Regions from separate parts of the Homo sapiens genome. Here region 2 is linked to region 1. A link is a contact called in ENCODE Hi-C or POLR2A ChIA-PET data. All regions are on one chromosome and are shown on one strand. Each heading gives the region's core, a stretch centred on a gene start or an enhancer-like site at or near the end of the contact. The rest is flanking DNA. Distances are from core to core; before and after follow the strand shown.

The links. Hi-C counts contacts between places; a loop is a spot of excess contacts on that map. ChIA-PET counts read pairs that join two places held with the same protein, here RNA polymerase II (POLR2A). Pooled maps may share reads with other maps.
Region 2: a map of A673 shows a loop between it and region 1 (5-fold over the local background). The contact joins two enhancer-like sites. A Hi-C loop is called at or near these places in 2 of 168 maps with a recorded cell type or tissue (A673 and sigmoid colon) and 1 of 50 pooled maps. POLR2A ChIA-PET finds 5 or more read pairs at or near these places in 1 of 52 experiments (A673).

Annotation. Positions count from the first base shown.
Region 1 is chr9:80,697,241-80,701,221 of GRCh38, forward strand. No RefSeq gene overlaps it. Among named protein-coding and RNA genes, the nearest start is that of LINC01507, 870 kb to the left of the region's middle. Within about 2 kb of position 2,376, at least 2 of the 41 ENCODE cell types and tissues checked have a DNase peak (open chromatin) inside an H3K27ac peak, as active enhancers do.
Region 2 is chr9:80,795,321-80,799,420 of GRCh38, forward strand. No RefSeq gene overlaps it. Among named protein-coding and RNA genes, the nearest start is that of TLE1, 890 kb to the right of the region's middle. RefSeq lists enhancers at 2,465-3,737, 2,888-3,399. Within about 2 kb of position 2,696, at least 9 of the 41 ENCODE cell types and tissues checked have a DNase peak (open chromatin) inside an H3K27ac peak, as active enhancers do.

The DNA of each region.
Region 1 (3,981 bases), core at 1,126-3,625:
TCCCCAACCTCCAACACTGAGGATTACATTTCAACTTGAGATTTGGAGGAGAAAAATATCCAAACTATCTCACCGAGGAAACTGCAGCCATGATATGGCCAATGGCACAGGAAATTTGTTTTTCCTCCAGCATTACCAATGATAATTTACCTTGCAAATAGAATGACCAAGTGCAAGTTCCTTTCCATAGAAATCATTTAGCAAGGGAACAGCACCTGTTCAAGAATCTGTGAATTTCTAAGGGAAAATTTACATCTTTATTTTTTTACATCTTGAAGATTTAGCATTTTCTTTAATCATGACTGTAGCTCTAACCGCAGTAATATTAGAAGCACCTAGTCATTAATATAAATCAGATATTTTTATATCACCTTACAGTTTATTAACATATTGTTTACATTAAAGTGTATTATTTAATGTATTGACATATTTTAAAAACATTTTGATTACATTTGAATATACTAGTTTTTTCATTCTGTACATTTATTTATTTAAAAACATTAGTTTGAGAGACGTTTTTAGACTGACAACTAATCCATTGTGCAAGAAAGATGGAGAATTTCTGATCTAGTCTAACTGCCCTAATCCAAAACATCTTAATCTCAGTCCTAGTTAATTATTATTTTCCTCACTGATTTTACTCCTTCCATTCTTGTTACTCTAGAATCAATTCTACTTCAAATACCAGGGGTCTCTTTAGAATATGTAAGTACTGTCTCACTCACTCTCTTGCTAAAAATCTTCTGATGCTTTCCCAGTACACTGACTCAAGTCCACATTCCAAACCATAGTCCAAATGTCACACATCTAGTTTCTTCCAGTTTCTCTGACCTGACCAATTACGCTTTTCTTTACCTACTCTCCTGGCTTTCTTTGTATGCCTCTGTCATAAATTTGATATTGTCTATGGCCTTTGTTTGGCTTTGGTCCTTAGTGCTGGCTGGAATTCTCTCCTCCAAACGCTTCTCCCTACCAGATACTTGTATGGCTTCCTTCAAACCCACCAGGTTTCAACTCAAACACCACCTCCCAACATTATCCTTGATTACCCAAACTAAAGCAGCTCTTTCTTCCCCAGGTCCCTGTGTCATGTCACAGAATTGGCTTCAGAATTGTTCCCACCACCTGAAATTATCTTCATATCCACATATCTATTATATTTCTTGTTCAAGAGTATAAATTCTAAGAGGGCAAAGACTTGCCTGTTTGGCCTACCACTTTAAATTCTGCAGTACATAATGGGAATCGTATAAATATTTTTGACTGAGCCTCATTAGTTTATTGATGAGGAAACTAGGGCACAGGGTGCCTGATGAGTTTCCTTGTCATTTCATATCATAATGCAGACACTGTAAACACCTGTAATTAAACTTTTAATGGTCTGCTGGTATTTTATTTTTGATTACAGTTAAACAAATTATTCTATTATTGAAAAATACAACTTCTCTTGTATTGAATGAGCTTTTAGTGATTTGTCACACTACCTCCTAAAAGCTTACTCACCTAAGCACAAAACCCCAATTATTTTTACAGCACTGGTTAATTTTCTCTAAAATTTTTCTGAAATTGATGTCCCAGTTTCTGAAACTGTATCTTCTTAGGCATAGATTGTTCCTTGGATCATTTTTAGAATAATAGTGCCCTCTATGTTTAACCAACATTAGATAGTCCACCAAAGACTTCTTGGAAGGTTTTTAAAAGACAACTCATTGTTTATTTAGTCTCTGGTTACATTAAAAAATGAAACTCTATACTACAATTATAGTTTAATTTCAAGACCATTGATTTGTTTAGTTGCCAAGCTTTTGTAAATACTTGAATATATATTTCATTAGCTTGCCATTCATTTAGAGTTGGAAAAGTTAGAATTTCCTCTGCATGGAAAGAATCTGCTCTACTAGATCCAGTTTGTTTATTTTCTTGAAATAGTTGATGCAAATAAACAGTCTAGTTGAAAACAGGACTTTGGCTGGTCTTTAAAGCCAGCTGAACTAATAAACCAACTTGTCAGTGCTATTCTCCCAGATCATATTTTCCCTTGATGCTGTTGAACTATAGGGACACTCATTTATTATAGGATTTGCGTTCGTAATACCAGTCAAATCATCTGAAAATCTAGATCTTTTGGACAAAGTAATAAACAGATGACCTAAGTGGGATTACACTTTTACAAAAGAGCTTTCTCTGCTTTAGTTCCAGATATGGTTGGTTTTCAGCCTGGTAGTGTGATCAAAGTCAGATATCTCTGGAACAGAGTGAAGGAAACTAATGACTGCCACACAGGATAAGCAATAGGCAAGTCAGGCAGGTATGCAGAGTTGTCATGGACACAGTGATGATTATGTTTCATGTTGTTAAAATAGTAAGAGTGAATCTGGACGGTAAAAAACCGAGTCATGCCAGAGCACTTGAGTCAGCTATGTGTATGCCTGCTAGGGAGTTTTCCTTTGTTCTGCATAGAGGCAGTCAGCTTACTTTAGTGGCTTTTCCTTGCATGGCATAATCACCAGCTATGTGATTAACCATGTCTAGTTAAGTTATTTCATCACATCAAAAGTAGTGTAAAATAGCTCTTCTGTTGACTGGAAAGCTGAGTTCAGTGGTTATGAATGTACCAGACATCAAAGAGCTCCATTATCCACAGACTATATGGAAGCAGGCCAGCAGCATTCAAAGTTTCCCCTCTATTGCTCTTTCCTTTAAGTGGAGTCAGCACCTACTAGACTGGAGGGAAGGAAGTGATTTCCATAATAATCCATTCCTGCACTCTTTAACCAAATAGGAAGGATGGTGACCAGCTGTTCTGTATCTCCACCAAAGGCAGATAAAGGGGAAAAAATGTGTTCATTTTATAACAGGAAGACACCACTGGGTACTGGCTAGAAAAAAGAGAAAAAGCTTCTAATTCTGGCTTTTACCGCTATTAAGTTCTACAATTATGGCTAAATTGTTTAGCTTCTCTTGAAGCATCTCTGAAAGACTAGAACTAGTTTCAATAATCTGGAAAGTTCTTCAGGGCACAAATCATATGCAATTTTAAATATTTGATTCTATGTGTTACCTAAACTTGAAACAAGTGAATGAAAAATATCCAAATATCAACTCCAGGAAAATTTTAGTATAGGGAATACAAACCATGTCAAAATGTGCCTTGAGAGTGCAAAAAAAAAATACTCAATAAAGTCTAAGTAGATTATCCTGATGATTACAAGTGTTCACATTTTTAATGTATGCTTATCTCAGCTTGGGTTCCCCAGAAGCAAATCCTGGGATGAGGTTTCGTACAAAAGTGATTTATCAGGAAGTGTTCCCTGGAAAAATTGGTGGGAATATGAGAAAATGGGATGCTGAAGGGAAAGAAAAACAAAAGTGTAATATCAAGCAAAATGCTATAACATAATCAGTTCAATCCTCCAGAGAAATAGAATTGAGATTCAGGCCATGTTTGGGAAGAAAATGATAGGAAAATCCAATAGAGGAGTGATATAAAATAAAAACTATGTTTCCTTATCAGAATAGTTTGTTTCCAGATTTCATTAGATAAGACGATTCTAACAAGTTAAAGTCTTCTGCTTCAGGTATACATAGATATTGTATTATCTCACCAATACCTACTTTATCATCATTAAGCAGGAATTATGCTCTGATGGCAGCTTCCAACTTGGATCATTACTATTAGATAAGAGCAAGATGTCAACAGCATGATAGAATTCCTGAAAACTCATGGTGCCTTGTGTAAGTTTTACAAAGCATCCAAGAAAAAAAAAGTAACATGCAACAAATGAAATTAACATTTCTTATGTTATTCTTCCTTTGTTCCCTGTAGATGTAAAAATCTGGAACCAAAACTCTGAGGAATTTAAGATTAATTCCATAAAAAGCAAGTCTGAGTTCCTACCTTTTTTTTTCTCATATTTCATACAAGAATGGCTGAAGTAAATGTTTCTTCACTTTTTAATAACATCAATGTGCCAAAAATAT
Region 2 (4,100 bases), core at 1,446-3,945, 98 kb after region 1:
CAGGGCCTAATACAGTGAGTGCCTGGCACAGAGTAGGTGCTCAATAAATACCTCTGCATGAGTGAATGCAAGTATCACTTACCTTATTACATAAAAATCATTTTCCTACATTGATCTTACCCCCACATGGTAAGCTTCCAGATGGCAAGGAAAAGGAATTATTTTGTATTTAGAGTGCCTAGCCCAGGGATTCAATTTTTGTAAGAATAAAAGCTAAAACATATCATTTTCCATAAATGTTTGCATCATTTTAAGACCCTTACATGTGTGATTTAATCTTTCAATGATCTGTGAGATTTAGAATTTCCCCCTATTTTGCAGATAAGGAAAATGAGGCACTAGAAACTTCACAAGTATTTGTTAAACTGAACCATATGCTCTAACGGCAGACATACAGAAAAATGAAGAGGAATAGCTACTAATACTGGGCTGGAAATACCTCAAAGAGGTGGCAAACCCCAACTCTGTCCATGTCTAGGGATACAGTGTGCTAAGTGTGTATTCCCTCCATTCAACTAGTACAGGTCTGTAGAAAACTGTTCTGTGTTCCTGGGCCCTCTACCTGTCTCACAAGAATGTCTATCTACCCTCTACCTGGTCTCACAAGAATGTCTATCTACCCTTTGCTTCCTCATCATAGTCGTCTACGTGGAAATACCCCCTTTGTTCAGCCAGCCCACTGTTCTGATTTATTTCTTCTGCTCCATTACTTTAAGGTCTGCTCATCACATTAACCTAAATCCCTGGTGCAAGTCCTGACACACAAAAATATTCATTCGTTAATGAACACATCACCTCTTAATTTCCTAGACAAAGACTTTCTTGACTATCAAAAAAAAGTAACTCGTCCTTCATATGTTTCATGCTATATTTTGCTCTTTGCTACATGTAAAAGTAAAAATAACAATCTAAACTACAGCATGAATGTGCAATTACATACTGTTTTTCACAGTTTTAATGTTTGTAGTCATGGAATTTGATTTTTGGCCTTAAAACTTCAGAGAACAGAGGTTAAATATAGTTAACCAACTTAAAACCATAGCCTGTGCTTCAAAATGGGCAAAATAAGAAGTGTATTGGTCACTTATTTGACCTGGATGATGATGATGAAAAAATAATAGCTTAGTAAATTGTCCTGCTTGGGAATTACCACAAGATAGAAGATGGAGACTATCAAATGTGAATCCAGAAATTATAGAGTTGGAAATACACCAAGACATTTTGAAAATAATCCTTACTTTTACAGAATGTGCTGTTTGTAGAAAGTTCCTTGATCAGTATGATTTTTTGCTCTATTCTCTGTCTATCGATTCAATATGCGAGTCCATTTAAATTTCCCTTCATCACGTTAAGATCATAGAGGAAATTGCGTACCTCAGGAACCAATTAAAGCTTAACTCACCTTCTTCTGACCGTCCCTCAGCAGCTGTTCCCAGAGAAAGTTGGAGAGAGCTCAAAGAAAAACTGCCTTGGAACAGACTCACCTGGAACTCATAGACTCCATCCGAGTCTGCGCTGCCAGGGGCCTTGGCGTCTGTCTCTGAGTTGTCATTTCATTTAGCCTGAGTGTGGTGTTCTGTACTGGGTGCTAAGGGGAATTTAGGGCATAGATTAGACATAGTATTTACCCTCAGGAATCTCACAGTTTAATGGAGGAAATAAGATAAACACACAGTGAATTAAGAGAAAGTAGATACATATGTACACATAAAAAATATTGATTTAAGTTTGGGAAAGAAGAGGACATAGAGGCAAAGGGTTTAGATGCTAATTAGAAAAGTCTTGCTGATCAGCCTTCACATGAGTCTAAGTGGAAGGAAAATTCTCTGTGTGCTGAAAGAAAAGGGACAGCTGTTCCAGAGAGGGATTTCTTTCTTTTCCCCCACCCCCACAGGGCCTGGATCAGGAGAAGCAACTCTGTACTCACGGACTATAAATCACATCCACATGACTGACCACTTGGGTCAATGGATGATGCCACGGAGATACTTTCCCTTGGCCTTCTAGTAATCTTGGATTAGCCTGGTTAGCATGTATTATTTTCTCTGTTCCTAGCTCTTCACCTGTCAAGTGAGTTAATGTAAAATAGTTTATCTCTTTCATTAAAAACATGATGCTGGTCTGTTTGACAAAAATGCTTATATTACCCACTTTTGAGGAGGAATATGTAATTTATATAGGATGAATCTAATATAATATTTGCTCTCCTAAGGCCTGTATTTTTCCAGAACTGATGGCCAGGACCATGCTTGACTTTTGGCTTAGGATGGCACGCATAGGAAGTAGGCACTTAGGCTTTGCAGGAACGCTGCTACCCTGGGGAATTCCAGACAACATCACCCAAAGAGGTCTGCACAGTTCTGTGTCACATTGCTGCATTCTTATACTCCTCACATTCTGTTGGAATAACATTATCCCATTGAACAAACAAATTAAAACAAAACAAAATAATTTTTTTAAATTTCCAACATTTATGGAGTTAAAATGCTCTCTCTCTCTCCTTTTTTCAATTTAATCAGAGGCTGTTTTTTCTTCCCCCCTTGGTGGGGGGAGCTGGGGGAAAAGAGACAGATGGTATCGTTTGCAAAAGGAAAGCTGAGAAGTTACTCATATATCTTTCAGCTTTGTGGCAAATGTGATGCCAAGATTCTTGCTTGGAGTGTATACTGCAATACAGGCACAGAGGCGTACCAGAAAGGGTGAGGCCAGCGCATGGAGGGCAGTGCAATAAATTGCTGTGGGCTGATCCAACACCAGAACATGTGAGCTATTAAACTTTGGCAGCTATTTTATTTTTCCCTTATGGAGTTTCAGACCTGTCTTGTACACTGAGATAGGTTTCATCTGGTTAAAACTTGTGTCGTATTTAAACTTCCTTCAGATCCATGGAGTTGGAGGGGAAAAAAAAAAAAAAATAAACCTAGCATATCCCATAACACACTGAAATGATGTTGGGGGTGGGAGAGGGGCAGTAATTGTGCCCAGATAATGTTGTCATACTTTGTAAAGCCTTTAATGCTGGAATTTATTTATTAATGATGCATGGGTTATTACCCACCATCTGTCTTGTGTTAGCAGTGGGCTGTTTCAGATTATGGTAATGTGTTTCTGATTTGAGTTGTGTTGAAAGCCAGAACAAGGCATCTCATGTGCAGTCCTCTTTGAGGCCTGCTGTTTTCAATTCCTCTTCACATAAAGGGCTTTTATTTGATTTGTTATGGGGATTTTTTCTTCTGTTGCCAAAACAGCTGCAAGCCTGGAAGGGAATAAGACACAGAGCCACATCAAACTTGTTAGCTTGTAAAAAAAACAGAATGTTCCAGGAACCAGAAAAAAATAGAAGGATGTGGGAGAGTGTATGGAAAGGAGAGGAGAGAGAGAGAAAGAAACTTTAGTAGCCTATTTGGCTTTCATATTTTAAAATGTATACAGATATATTTTGTTACTTAAGTATCATAGGTTAAATTGCATTGTATTTAATTTATTATGCCCATTCACACCAAACAGAATGGCTTTCTTTTCAATTGTTTTAGTAGTCTGTTTGCTAGCACAAAAGCAATAAATAAAAGTCCCCAATGAGCTAGCTGCCCTTCCTTAGGCATCAAAGCAAACACCCAGTTGTTTAAGCTTGATTTTTTAAAATGTACCGAACACATTCATATTTGTGCACAAAGAAAAAAAGGAATAAGTAACAGACATCCTGATCCAGAGTTCTTTGTCTCTGTTTCTCCCTCTCGCATGGCTATGGGTCAGCAAACTTCTAGATCACTGCTACCCAGGAGCAACGTTGATGGAAATGCCCTATGTCTTCTGTCTTCAATATGATAGCCACGAGCTACTTAAGGCTACTGAGCACTTGACATGTGGCCAGAGTAACTACCTACATTTTTAATTTTATATAATTTTAATTAAATACTTACATGTGGCTAATTGTCATTGTCCTAGAGAGTGTAGTTCTAGAATTAACTAAATAAGAGGCTATTTCTTCCCTCTGATATAAAGTAAAAGTCATCGCATATTAGTTATGGCTACAGCTTACTTTTAACCTAAAGAATTTGTTTGAAAGCTTTTTCCCTGATGTATTATTCAAAGTTGCTAGT